Linked DNA regions of Mus musculus: regions 1 and 3 are each linked to region 2. The links are chromatin loops, found by intact Hi-C in ENCODE. Cell type or tissue: heart. All regions are shown on one strand.

Region 1 (5,000 bases), 210 kb after region 2:
AGATGTAAACAAACTCATCGCAAATATGGAATGGACAATGGACCAAAGTACAGATATCATCAATTCAACTTGAACCAATAGGTTTTGTTAGGCTTACTTTCAGAAGTTTGGGTAAGGAATTATTTACAGGAGCAGAAATGACTCAAAGATAGCTGCACCATCAAAAGCCCATGCCAGCACAAGTGACAACTCACAAAAGCTGGGAACTGTACGTTTCTGCACAACTTCCAGGCAGCTCAGTCAGCGTCTGACTTTTTCAGGTAGTTTGGCTGGTCTCTGCTTCTTGGCTGATCTCTCTTGGCTATTATAGTCATATACCTGAAAATATCTCTTAGCAGTCTTACTGCTCATATATGCTTAGAGAAGGAGGGACCTAGTTAATCTGATCAGTTTCAGGAACTTTCTGGGGCTTTTGAGTTGTTCTTGTCCCAAACGTCAGAGATCCCTACTGATGAATGTTTCACCTCCCTTAGGACAGGCATCCTATGTCTTAAGTACATTTCTTCCATGATGAGATTTTTTTTCTAGAAGTAAATTGCTACATATCATCAATATATAGGAAATGAAGCATTTCTGATTTGAGAGATGACTCAGCAGACAAAGGCACCTGCCACAAGATTGATGACCTGAGCTCTATTCCTTGGACCCACATGGTAGAAGGAAAGAACCTATTCACAGAAGTTGTCCTCTGACTATCACACTTTGGATACTCTGTGGTTCACATTCTACTTACAAAGACACACACACCAACACAAACACACACACACACGCACATGCATGTGCAGAAACAGATTTTATGTATAAATTAAGCATTTTAAAATTCTAGTTTCAAAGAAAAACAGCAATATCCCTTCTTACTCTTCTATCTACTGACTCATATGTTATATATGAAATTAATCTGGTAGAATCAGTGTTTTTATTGGGTTTTGTCAGAAATCAAAATGCATAATTAGGACAATTACATATTTGTATTTCTCACAGATACTAAATTGTTGTCACTGTTGTGCCTTATCTTTCTTCTATAGTTCAAAACTTTGGCTTTTCTCTTATTGGCTCCACTGAACACCAGAATTCGTGATGGTGTGCAACTGGGACCAGGTGCAAAACAGACCACCATGAGCACTCTGGTCACACACACAATCCTCTGCTCAAGCCAGTGGCCTCTCTGTCCTGCGACGGCGTTATGCTAGCACATCAGCTGGGTATCACCACTTCCCGTGGTATCTGTACAATACTACATATAGGCTTTCAACTGCAGCAAGAGTTTCTATTCTGTGTTGGATTATGTTCTCCTTAAAGATACACGAAAAGCCTAATCTTGATTCTGTTAATGAAACTAATTTGTAAACAGGATGTTGGCTGATATCATTGGGTTAAGATAAGGTCAGGCTAGGTTAAGGTGAGCCCTAAATCCAATATGGCTGATGTCCTTACAAGTTTGCACCCAGGAAGGGGGTGCAAAAGGCACATCCCTGGGAAAATGCCATATGAAGATAGAAATGCAGGACAGATGTTCAGCTTCAAGCCAAAGAATCCCCAGGATTGCCAGCAGCCAAGAGGCTGAGATATGCACAGGAGAGCCCTTTCATCAGGCCCCACCACAAGGACCCAACCTCACCAACATCTTACTTTTGGACTCCTAGACTCAAGAATTATAAGAGAATAAATTTTTTGCTAAACTATCAGTTTGTGCTACTTTGTTATGGCAGCCTGGGAAATTAATACAATTTCTCTCACGCTTTAGGGGAATTATTTGGTTCATGTAACAAACATTTATTCAGCACCTACTATCTGCCAGGGGATTTTTTTTTCTCTGGGTGTTATGAAAAGTACCATAAATAAAAAAAAAAAATGGTCTCTCTTCCAGGCTGGCTGAGAGATGAGGTCATATAAGTCTAGCGAGGGAGCGCTGTATGGGGTGTTGAGGAAGCAGGGAGGGAACAATTACCCAGGGTTCAGGGAAGGCACACTGACAGAGATAAAGGCACAGAAGAATCTTGAAGGATACAAGCAGTACCGGAAATCTGAGGCAGGAGAGAGTAAACAGTCCTCTCCCACGCCCAGTTCTAACTTCAGCCTCTTCCTGCAGCCACTTGGCTTCCATGGAGAATGAAAATGTGTGATTCTTCTGACTGATTCTCTGCACCCTGAAGTCTCTTGCCAGCTTGGCTTTATGAAACAGGTCTATTCTCTTAGGACTCAGTCAGGAGAAGGAACAGGAAGTCTAGTTTTTGGGGCAAGGGTTGTTTCAGTTTTTGTTTTGTCTTTTCATCTAGAAAAGACACATGTGACACAATACCATTTGTCTTTGAAGATATTATTGTTTTTTTGAGACAAAAAAAAACCCACTTTGAATCCAGACTAAAGACAGTCAGGTCCATCTGGGTGTGATGTTGTGCACCTGCAATCCCAGCTAAGGCAGAGAGAAGAATCACAAATTCAAGGCCTGTCTGGACAGCTTACCTAGAGCCTGTCTCAAAATCAAAATAATTTGCAGCTGTGTGAGTGTAGCTTAGTGGTAGGTGGTTTGCTTCACATACTCGTGAGTTCAATCCCCTGTTCTGGAGGGGGAGGGGAGTAAGGTACAAGTTCTTCCAAGATAGACTATTGGGTCCTTCCAATGACAAAAGAATACCGAGAAAACAGAAAGATGGCCAATATGAAAACATACCTGCAATCTGGAAAGCTGAGTAAATAAAAGACAATTTTTACAGAGGCAATCATCATATTAATATTGCAATAGATTGTTTTCCAGGTTGTTTCTGTATAGTCATGAGCAATGCGCCATCCAGCCTTTTACACACAGCATTACAGCATAAACATTTTCCTAGGCCTTGAGAAACTCATGATAAACATGATTTTAATGGCTCTGAAACATTTGATTGCATGCATGCCCATAGTTTACTTAACCAGGCTTAGAGCTGGCCATTAAGTCAGATCATAACTTATGAATATCCTTCAGATAAACATAGTGAGTTTTTGAGTGGTGATTTTTTACTAATTTCATCACAGATGAAATTAGATGTCTTTCGATGCAAGGACAGTTTTGTTATCAAGAAGTTGACTTCAAAACAAACACAACAAAAGACAAAGATTTGGACTTTATAATATAGAATAAAGGACAATGTGAGCTGCTCTCCCCTCCAACCCCATCCCCCAAAGATTTTCTTCTCTATCCTGAAGCTCTTTTTTGCTGGGACAACTCATCTCAGCTTCCTGGTAAAGCTAGGTGCAAAGCACTAAGTATTTTGGGACCTCTGTCCTCCTTATTACACTAAGTACTAGCCAAGTCTTCTATTGTTCTTGCTCAAGACAAGCACTTCAGTGCTAGCCCAGACTCCTGCTTACTATCCAAGACACTCCCTTGTGAATTCACTCGAGTTTGTCCTGCAACTAGTCCAGCTGACCCTGGTCAAATCTATATTTTTCCTAAGCCATCATTCCCATCTCATCCACCATATGCTTTCTTAGAATTTCTCACCAAAATATTCTCTTAATGGGGTCACACACAGGCATGTGCATGCATGCACACACAGACACACACACGCGCGCGCGCACACACACACTTATCCATTTCTCTGGGTTTTTTTCTTTCTATTGTTGTAAATGTCTTAGGACAAAAAAATACAAATTCTTATACTGAGTTGTGTATAAATAATAGACATTTATGCTCACAGCTCCGGAGACAGGAGAGACCAAGATGAAGGCTCTAGGAAATGACAGCTGGTGGCATCTGGTGTCTGCCTCCAAGACCTTGTCCTTCTTACTGTGTTCTCACCTGATGAAAAAAACAAAACAAAACAAAAAAACCCAAAAACAATAACAACAAAGAAGCAAAACAGATTGGTGAGAGGGCAGGTCTTTCTCAGAATCCTCTTCTAGAGAAGCCCTAACAGTCTAATCTCTTCCCAAATGCCTGACCGCTTAACACCTTCATCACAGGGTTCAAACAGCATATAAATTTTGGAGGCACACACACATTCAAACCATAGGAGTAACCCATCTACTGCCATTACCTCCTTGTGCTCTAGCCCTTGGCCAAACTACACCTGAGCCAAACTCGCTCACCTGGGCTTTTGAGTGACACCTGCACAGAACAGACAACCCACTGACCTTCTTCTTGAGTCGCTGAGACAGTGCCTTGTGTTCTTGTGCCTCTGAGGTTAAACACATTGCCCTGTCGACTCCTAACACTCACTTTGCTTCTAAGGACACTTGCCCTGCCTCCTTACTCCAACATACTTCAGTATGTACCACATTGACACAATGTGCACTGCTTACCGCAGTACTGCCATCCCACTCTGACTGCATAAGTGACTAAGTGTAATAGCCTTCACTTTAAAATATGCTTCCATACCATATAGATAGAATCCACAGAATCTGACAATGGACTTTTTTCTTAATCATTTGTTCAATAGCAAAATCTGACTGTATTGGTTTCCTCTGACTTCTGTGTCGAATCCACACAAACTTGGCAGCTAAAACAGTAGCAGAGTAGTCTCTGACAGTTATGTAAGCCAGATGTTCAGAATCAGTCTTCCCCAGCCAAAGTCAAGGTTACAGTCACTCCTAAAGTCAAAAACAAGGCTACAGTCACTCCTAAAGCTGCAGGGGCCAATCCGGCCCTTGCCTCTTCCAATTTTTAGTGGCTACCGGTATTCCTTGTCTCAGTCTACCTGCTTCTGAAGCCATGCTGTTTTATCTTCTCTCATGTTAAATCTGCCTCTGCCTTCCTTTTATAAGGATGCTGCTATGGTGTTTAGGACTCGATAGGGTGACCCAGGGAAATCTCACTCGTCAGAATCCTTAACTGAACCACACATATTCAAACACTCCCTTTTAACAAGGTAATGAGTACAGGAATTAGGACCTGGCATGTACACAGGACTATTGTTCATCCTACTTTATCGACCTCGGTGAAAACGAGGCTTTGTGATCTTTAGTCCTCCTGAAGTGAATAGTCCTGTCTCACCAAAGAAATATTCATGTGTGGAATTACA
Region 2 (5,000 bases):
ATTTATCTTTCCAACTTGCCCTAAGCTGCAGCCCAACCGATTTCTTGGAATATCTTTCCCGTCCCTCATTCTCAGTTTTAAAAACAATTCTCAAAGACTATGACCTAATTAATTTTTCCAGTCCTCCCCTCCAATCTGGGAAATAGATTTTCTCTGTGAATGGACAGCGTCCCCTCCTCCACTTCCTGGGTTTATGGGCTTATGCTCCAACAGAGGCCTCTCTGCAGGCACTGTTCTGGTCACCACTTACAGGGCTGGAGGAAAGACAGCTCATGAAGAATGCTATCTTTCTCCTACCCAGGGATAATAGGAGGAAAGACAGCTCATGAAGAATGCTAGCTTTCACCTGCTCAGGGATAATAGCAGGGCCCAGCAGCTCACCCCTATTACTGTGCTGGTTACCCATTATATTCTACATCCCCAAACAGTCCCTAGCTCAGGTTGATAATTAGATGCTGTCAGTAACCTTTAGCCCCCACTCTCCAAAGACAGACGGTGTCCGCTGCACTGATGCTTTACCTCTGTGGCCCTTCCAGGTGCCTCTTACTGGATATTGGGAACACAGATATGATCCCAAACATGTGGCCTTTTTTGAAGATTTGGTTATAGGCCTTAACCTTTAATAGATGAGCTATACCTTCAGCCCTGTGTGGCCTTTCTGAATGAACCTCTCTTTCACTCATTTTTATGTACAAAATAATAGGCTGCCTTACGATATTTTCATGGGTAAGCCGTTGTATTTTGCTCAGTCTCCCCTTCCACCGCCTTCCCTTACCTCCAGCCCTGACACTTTCCTTTCTGCACTCACAAATAAGTTCTCCCTGCTTTTGTGTGTCATATATACATGCATATATATGAATGTATATTATATATTAGCCATATGAGAGAAACCATAAGGCATTTGTCTTCTGAGTGGCTCACTTCCCCTTGCATGATGTACAATCGATACATCTTCCTGAAAATGAAACAAACATTCTTCACTATGATTGAATAAAACTTCATTGTATATAAATGATGCATATCATATATATCATATATCACATATCATATATATCACCATGTTTATCATTAATGAACATCTTAGCTGGCTTCTTGATCATTGAGAATAGGGTATAGATAAACATGGACGTGCAAGGATCCCGGTGGTATGCTGACTTAGACTCAATTGTGTAGCCTGGAGTGGTGTAGCTAAAGCATATGGTAATTGTATCCTTAGGTGTGGCTTTCTGGGAACCTCCACACTGATTTTCACAGGCACTGCACCGTTCTCCAGTCTCATCAGGCATAAAGAAGGACTCCCTTCTGCCACCCTTTCTTCGTGTCGGCATTTGTTGTTTCCTTGGTGACAGGAGAGAGATGGACCTCAGTGTCACTTTATTTTGCATTTCCCTGGTGGCTAAGAATACAGAGCATTTTCTCAATTATTCTCTGCCCATTTATATTTCTATGAATCCCTCTTGAACTGCAGACATGGAGCATACAGGGTGGATGGTCTTCTCCATCCCTTACGACTCTCATTTCACTTAAAACCCATTTCATCTCCCCTCAAAGGCTCCCTGAATTTCCCTCTGTTTGGTGCCTTTCCTTCCTCTGCAGATGCTAAAAATATCATCGGAACAATAGAAAGCAGCGGTCCCTCCAGCCTCTACCCCACTTTCCAGTGAGCCGTGGGAAACTGCAAGCTTCCCTGGGCTTTTCAATGATGCCTGGGTCATGTAATGTCAGGGGAAGAATTTCTTGGCTATTACAAACACATTAACAACTGGGATCCAAGATCTGCGTCTCCTCGTGCAATGACATCACTGTGCAATGCACACCCCCTCCCATTTCATTCCAAAGATATGACTATTGATACTCACAAAAATGGTTGCATCTACAAAGCAGTAAGAAACAGCTTTAGTTGGCCCAACTGGGAGAGATAAAGAGAGAGAGAGAGAGAGAGAGAGAGAGAGAGAGAGAGAGAGAGCGCTAATTGATAAAAATTGACAATAGGTTCTCACAATCTATTCTTACATTTGCAATGAAGCACACTGACCAATAGATGGCAGTCATTGACTGCTCCACAAATGTCTAGTTCCCACCCACATTGAATCAGCCACATCTAAATTTGCTGTGTCAGGGTGGGATTTTCAGGACCATCCATCTTTGCTACAACCACCAGACTGGTACTGCAGTTTCTGTTTCTCAACAGCCATATAGTCGCAGAAGAGACCTTGTAGTTTACCATATTAAGAAGCCCCTTCTGTCGTTGATGAGAGTGTGCCCAAGTCCTCAGACAAAGCTGCAGTTCATCCCACTCCATCTCCAGTGACAGTACCTGCTTTAAGTGTTCCTCAAAAGACCCTGCCTCCCCTTCTTTGTGTATGTCCTTGTCCTTGAGCTTCTCCATGTTGTCCACTGTCTCCCTCAGCTTTGGCTCAGATTTAGCCATAAGCACCAAACCATGATCTATCTATACAGTTAAGTTTGCCCTGGTGGTAATAGTTTTTCAAGCCTGACCTTTACCTCAGCACAAGATGCTTGATAGAACCAGATAGAAGTGTGCAATCTGTAGGTGAGGGAGAAGGCAACACGGGTTCAGTGTGTTCCAGCCTTGTGATGCTAGGCCAAAGGTAAAATCCAGGGATTTTTCAACCCATCTGACCATGTCTATCCATGACTCCTTCTTTATTTTGAGTCTGCTGTTTTGGTTTAGGTTTGGTGCCTGTTTTCTGCTAGAGTTCAAACCCAGGGACTCACAAATGCTAGGTAAGCACTCTGCCACTGAACCACACACGTGCCCTTTGGCTCTAGTCTTCAGAGTTACAGCTATGACACATTATTAACTGGTGCAGTGTCAAGAGCTTGCATCATGCTACTGTCAACACTACCAACTCTGCTCCACATACAGAATGTCTACAGAGCCCGGACGTCATTGCAGGGGCACCATGACAAGCTTGGTGTGGCCCTAACACACTTGTGAAGTAAATTGTTGGTATTAACCCCCAATTTATATGTGAGGAAATGAAGGCACAGAGAAGCTAAATGATTTTGACAAAAGTCACATCGAGTCCTAGGATTTGTGTTCCAGTCACCTGTCCTGAGGTATTACACCCTTAGCAACTATGCTTTCACCTATCGAACCAGCAGTGTGACATAGAAAGAACTAACTTTACCTTCTCTGCCTGTCCAAATGGTGACAGGCTGGCTTGAAGGTGAGCCTGGGCTTTAGCTCCTGCCTGAAATCTCCTGTGGATCTTCACAAGTCCGGACTGGCCAAAAGAATCCAGTGCACACGTGATCAGGTTACCCACAAGCACACAAGGAAGGTTCCAAGAGAATTAGCCCAGATTTCACTACTGAGAGAAGGCTGGGATACGATGCTGGCTTAGCCTCCCATCTATGTTTCACAGGTTGACAATGGGAGCAGTTTCATCATAATAACCCCAGCATCTTCAAAGGGAATCTGCTAGACAGTATGGGAGCAGCTTCACTAACTGAGAGGACCATGGATGGCTCCAAACACAGCAGCGTACTCCAGAGCCTCAGTGTTATATCAAAGCATGCCTGTAAACACTAGATAAAACATAAAATGTAGAGTGCACTTGGCAGCTACTCAGGAGTTAAAAATAAAATTACCACCCGGCCCAGTAACTCCAGTCCATAGTATGCACTCATTCCTCAAGTAGATTAAAACAGAAAGTTTACTTATATGTTAATATTTCTAGCATCCTATGCACAATAGTCCCAAACAGGAAACAATCAAAGTGTCTAGCAACCGAGGACATTTTTTTGATGCTTTTTTTTTTTTTTTTTGGTCCGTGTATCAGAATGCAAATTCCTGCGATAAAAGGAATGAAGTTTTGATGTGTACTTCAACAAGAGTAGAATTAGCAAACTCTAGATGTGGTAAAATAAAGTAGACATGGGAAATGTAGCGGGTGTCCTGGTCCTGGTAGAAGGTGATAAATTCATAGAGGCAGGAATAGAAGTGAAGAGTATCTGAGAGAAAGGAAACTGGACACTGTTGTATAATAGGCACAGAGGTACCATTTGCAACAGAGGTTCTTCAAGCAGTAGTGGTGACCGTTACTCACACTGTTAACGTATTTAATGTCAATGAACGCTGCACATAAAATGGCTAAAAGAATAACATTTATGTCATATTGTACCACAATAAAAAAATAGTTTTAAAAAAACCCAAAGTATCTAGGACTTTTTCTTTAAAGATTTTCAGTTACCTAAGATATATCCATTTTCTTCTTTTTCTTTACCAACATAGCCTTGATTTATTGGAGTAACATTGTGTCCAGGAGGAAAATGTTTTCTCCCATAGCCCCTGAAGGCAGCGGTAGCTACATGACTTTAAGTTGTCTAAAGTGATATAAGCTCCCCTGGTTTCCAGGAGAGGAGAAGAGATTCTGGAAGAGTTCCTTGAAAATTGAGGATGAGAGACACATTTATCTGGTGTACAGAAAACCAGATGGTAGGAAGAGAAGAAGCTGAGGGACTGGAGAAGTCGGCGAGCTGCTGTGGCTTTTGTGGAACGCTTCTTGGAGTCTTTGAGAGAAAAGGCTCCTGTCTGATTTTATCCCAAATGCCTACTGGGATACACAGATCCTATCAGCTCACCGCATCAGCCCCCGTGTTTATTGTATCTACTGGTTTTGTCATGGAAGGGGTGCAGTACCAGAGTAGGGTTGACATGTCAGGAAACAGAGGACTTAGCCATCAGACTAATTGAAATTTATTCGGAGCTAAAGAGCTGAGTAAACCTCCCAGCCTGCGCTTCTGCCACAGATGCAATTCTAAAACATGGAGACACCATTTCCTGTCCCCTGGGGCAACCATGTTGATAGATGAGCTTCATCAGCTAGCTCAAGTGTGAAGAGTCTGTTATTCCCAGGAGGGAGAGACATGGAAGTGTTCTCTCCAGCTCCCTGATACATCCAGGGGAAGACAGTGGACTTCTTAACCCAGGTCAGAGTTAAATGAACACGGGGAGGAGATAAACAGACAGA
Region 3 (5,000 bases), 190 kb after region 2:
TTTTTTATTTGTATCACCAATAATACAGAACTGAAGAGTGCTGCGAACTCAGAATATGGACAACCTCTAACAGGAAGCTATGTGCTGTAATGGAAGACCTAGCACCTAGAGAGAAATCATTATCTGAGGATACAGAGGAGTCACCATGCAGAGGCTGGGAAAGAGAAAGCTTAGCCTAAGGATGGGTCCTGCATCCCAGAGGCAATGGTCAAAAGTGAGCAGTCAAAGAAACTCAGAGCAGCTCCGTTAGAGAATTACACAATCTTGGAAATTCCCGTTGGCTGGTGTTTTCAATGCCTTAGAACGCCCCATACTGAAGACAATGGCACTGATGCTTGACATTGCTAAGTGTCCCTGAGCCCTCTACCTCTTTTTCAATTTATGGCACCACTGTTTTCTTTCCTCTGAAGGTTGATGTCAGAAACCAAGAATAACTCCAGGTTTCTTAAACATGCTTTGTTTCATAAATTTTAGAAAAAAATAAATAAATGTGGGTTTCCTGTCTCTTTCAATCAAATTCATTCAAAATAACAGCACTTGCCAGGACCGGAGGTTGTGGGGAAGGAAGGAGAGTGGGTAGTAGGTACCGTTGTGAATTGTTCCCTGCAGCTGATATTTCTCCATAGCAAGTGTTCGTGCAAAACAAAAGACTGCTTTAGAGAACCAGGAGCAGACACAAAGCTGCAGAAGGCTATAGTTACGATGGTATCTTAGAGCTCAAAATCCTTGAATTTGCTTGAACCTAGCTCGGTTTCCTGGCTGTTTCATTTGTAACATAGTAATTAATATAACAATACAATGTAAAGATAATGACAAGCATAGAAACTATTATAAAACGTGTTATCTGCAGGCGTCTGTGGTTTTTTCAATCTTCCAAAGTGCTGGAAATACAGATAAAAGATGCATTAACACGGGGAGGCAGTATAGCGCAGTGGTTAAAGGTGCAGGTTTGGAGTCTCATGGAGCTATAGCCTTTAATAGCTGCTGGGGATTAGAGGTGGGAGGGTGCTTCAAGCATGTGACCACTGATTGATCAACCAGATCCAAAGCAGGCCCCACCCCCAAGAATTTTTGAACAACACAAATTGGACCTGTTTGGTTTTTTTTTATTTTATTTTTTTAAGAGAGAGAGAGAGAACACAAAGTTAGGTTCAAAGTAAGTTGGGAGTGGATCTGGGAGGAGATGGGGGAGGCATGTGACAATGATCAAAAAATGTTGAATGAATTTTCTAAGAATTAAGGGGAAACATTAAAAGTGGGTTTGACAGCAGGGTGATGCCCTAGCTTTGCCTCAGCTAATATGCAACCCGAGGCAAGTATCCAAACCTCCTTAAAGACTTGATTTCACATAGAGATGGAAACTCATCTTCTTGACAGTTAATGTAGGAGTGAAGAAAGATAATACTTAGGGGGTTTGAACAGTCTCTGGTCCGAAGTGGGCACTCACTGAATATGTGTACTTAAAGCCAACGTGAAAAATACTTGTCTCTCCTTTGGCACTTCCAGTTTCTAATCAAAAAGAGGAAAGTGTTTGGAACCAGTAGCTACGCACTCGTCAGCTCAGACTATGGAGGGAGAAAGAGCTGACTAACTGCTAAGCTTGGCTTTGCTGTTAGAGAGAAGGCTGCCGCCCAACTGTTTATTACTGGCACTGGGAGTCATCCCTTCTCTGACACGTCCCCTTTGGCACTGCAGAAAGGCAGCACACCTCAGCCAAGCCCGTCCACAGGAGAGGGGAGGATTACGTGTGAGAGTTCAGGTTGTTGCCCTTCAGGAAGCAAGAATTACGAAACGTTTATACTGTCCTGGAGCAAAGGTCCCTGGTGCTGAGAGATAGCCGTGGGGCATTGAGTCCAAAGGCTTCTGGGAAAAAAAGAAAAGAAAAGAAAAGAAAAGAAAAGAAAAGAAAAGAAAAGAAAAGAAAACTTGTTAAAATAGACAAAAATAAGCAGTGTTCCTAGCTTTAGAGCCATTTCCAGAAAAATTTTACTTAACTGACTATAATTTCCAAGCAACATCAAGAATGGCCAAAGAAAGAAGAAGAAGAAGAAGAAGAAGAAGAAGAAGAAGAAGAAGAAGAAGAAGAAGAAGAAGAAGAAGAAGAAGAGAGAGAGAGAGAGAGAGAGAGAGAGAGAGAGAGAGAGAGAGAGAGAGAGTTAGTTAGGTATTTAGGTCTGGGCCTGTGTGAATGATAATATCAAGGAGGAATTTTACAATTATAGGTTTCCTGAGACAAAGGAGCCGAAAGGTCTTCTGTGCACTAAACAGAAGTGAGCGGCACCCTCACTCACGGTGGCTTACAGACTATCTAAATCTCCCCACCAGGCAAAAGTCTGACTATATGCAAACACCAAACACGTCAGTAAATAACAGCTGTTAAACCATTTATAAAACACTCGTTAAAAGAACACAGGATGCACACACATGAAGGCATTCCCCTGTGTCCAAAGCAGCAGGCTCGCTAACGGACAGTGAGATCAGCCGGCCGAAAGCCAAGGGAAGCCCTTCATCGAGACGGAAATTATAGTGCTGTTATTGTGTCGTAATAAGCCTCTATGAAACGGAGCATTGTATTTCTGCTGAATCGTGAACAAAAAATAAATCAGGATCTGGCTCCCTTGCAGGCAAGGGGAGATGGATTGTGCTTCCTTGCATGAGATTCCCTTGGTCCCACAGAGCACACATTTTCTCATCTTTTAAAAACATTCTACCTTTCAAGGGAAGCTATCTTTGACTAAGAACTGAAAGTGCTTCTTCCGAGTGGATGTCCTTTGTTCTACCTGTTTTCAGAAGGGCAGCCCTGTGTATAAATGGCTTGCTAGTACCGCACCTCGGGGGGAGGGGAACAAACATTGGTATTACGTTCCACGGTGACACTGCTTCCTTGTGCCCTCCCCAGGAGCAGATTAATGCAGAAACCTCATCCAAACTTAGTGACCAGGACCACAAGGCATTCCTGTGTCTTCAAGACTGACTGTCGGGTGGAAAATAAGCTCATACATTAGCTGGTATGCAGAAAGTGAAGCCTGGTGCAGAAGCCTCAAGCAGTCTGTCATTCTAAAAGGTTGATTGTTAGTTGCAAAAGAGCAAATGTTTCTATCGGTCACCTTTTACATTTATAGCTTTTGATTTTATTCCTTGGGGTTGTATAAAGATACCCTTTATGTTACAGACTATCTAAAAATTTTTTCACCCTAATAAAATGCTCTTATGAGTCGAATTACCTAATCCAATTCTGTTTCCCCCATTTCAATACTCCAGACACCTCTTTTGGGTTTGAGAACATAAAAACCTAGTTTTCCTCCATCAACCTATGTTCCAAATTGATTTTATTGAGTGTGTTGGCTCCTAATCTCTATTGCCTTTTAGCTTTGTGTTGCTTTCAATCTAGTAGCTATGCTCACTAGAGCAGAAGGCAAGACATAGTCATTGACATATACATATATAAATGTGGATAACTTGTACCTTTGAAAAGATATTACTGTGTAGCTACCATTTATTAAGCATGGCAGTGGGTATCTTGTTAATGGCCTTAAAACACAAGCTCCCTCAATGTGAGCACTTTCTAAAGTAGACTATTATCTCCACTTGTAGCAGAGGGAATTGGGGCTCAGAAGAATTAAAGGATTTGTCCTGGGTTGTGAAAAGCCAAGAGTTAAATCAGAATAATTTAAAATCCATTACACAGTGCTCCTCCCAAACTCCAACTTTGTATGCCCTGGGCAAATATTACACTTATATTTCAACCACTAAGGAAAAAGAGGGAGATGGTAACTGCTAACTAGGGGGCAGAGCAAATGAGAAACTACCACAGGGTATTAAAGGACAAACAGTCCTAAGGATCCTTCAAATTGCATCACAGTCCCTGCCCTCAGAAAGCTAATAGTTTAGTCGAAAAGACACATTAAAATCAAATCAAATGAGTGCTGCAGTTCAAGTGTACCCCAAATGTTGTGTTATGGGGGCATAGGGGTAAGAAGGGGTTTTTCCCACATCTTGGCAAATAGTTGAAAAAAAAATCAGCCTTGCCTACATTACTGTTACCAGCACAGTTAGTTTCTTCTGCTCATAAGAACATCTGGCATATGTTTGCCAGAATTAAGACACCATTACATTGATTTTGAAAATGTGGAGACTTTCAAGCAGTCTACTGAAAAACCCGCTTCTATGCTCCCAAGTGTCAGCAGTGGTCAACATGGCTCTTTTCCCTCTTTGTTTCAGGGATCAGATTTCTCCAATCCTTCTACTTTATGGGTGAGCTCCCGAGGAAAAGAGGCCTGCAGGCCTCGCACAACACCAAGATAGAAACGATTTAATATCTGCTAGCCGAGGATTAATTAAAGTCCCAGTTTGCATATACACATTGGGCTGCTTCTGTGGCTGTTAAACAAAACTTGGTATTTATTAAGCAAAGTTTCCATTGCAGATGCCTGAGCGAAAAGGCAAAATTACGAAAAGGTATAATATTGTCTACATTTAAAATTACATATATGTGTATTATATATAAACAAAAATTTACACGTAGCATGCATAAGATACATAGAAAGTATGTTTGCTGAAATGTTAGCTTTAGCGGGGAAAATCGGGATTAAATTTGTTTTTAATATTTTTCTATATTATTTAAATTTTCAAAAGAGAAAAACAAGATGACCATCTTGTCTGGGGAAGAGAACAGCAAGCACCTTTCAGGAATACATATTACAAACCATTTTCCAGAAAGAATATTTCAAAATACATTTCTACTGAAGTATTAATACCTTCACTTCCTTTGAACAAAGTGACTCTTGTATCAGGAACTAATTTTGAATGGTAGATTTATCATCATTAGAAAAATTACATCGCATTAAAAATTATGGATATGAGATTAGATTTAGCTCACTTGTTCTTCAGTGCAGTTGTTTTTGTTTGTTTTGTTTCATGTTTTGTCTTGTTTTTTTAAAGACATATCTTCCAGCTGGCAAATAATATATTCTGGCAGAGAAAAATGTTGACCTGTGCCT

What was found. A loop is a pair of places that touch in the nucleus more often than their neighbours do. Peaks named below come from ENCODE experiments on the same cell type or tissue, not always from the same donor. Only the 100,000 strongest peaks of a DNase experiment are listed, where the experiment ranks them.
Region 1: a loop joins it to region 2, with 2.7 times the contacts of the local background. A loop is called at or near these places in 6 of 42 quality-filtered maps.
Region 3: it touches region 2 in a loop (2.6-fold over the local background); 6 of 42 quality-filtered maps call a loop at or near these places.

Annotation. Positions count from the first base shown.
Region 1 is chr1:60,649,869-60,654,868 of GRCm38, reverse strand. No RefSeq gene overlaps it. Among named protein-coding and RNA genes, the nearest start is that of Gm38388, 53 kb to the right of the region's middle. In heart, no CTCF peak of the experiment used is centred here; DNase peaks (open chromatin) are centred at 2,028 and 4,528; H3K27ac peaks cover 1,038 bases.
Region 2 is chr1:60,857,875-60,862,874 of GRCm38, reverse strand. It overlaps a transcript of Gm38137 not described here. Among named protein-coding and RNA genes, the nearest start is that of Gm38137, 3.4 kb to the left of the region's middle. In heart, a CTCF peak has its summit at 2,043 (motif pointing right); DNase peaks (open chromatin) are centred at 174 and 1,694; H3K4me3 peaks cover 481 bases; H3K27ac peaks cover 12 bases.
Region 3 is chr1:60,665,930-60,670,929 of GRCm38, reverse strand. No RefSeq gene overlaps it. Among named protein-coding and RNA genes, the nearest start is that of Gm38388, 69 kb to the right of the region's middle. In heart, no CTCF peak of the experiment used is centred here; DNase peaks (open chromatin) are centred at 1,739 and 2,479.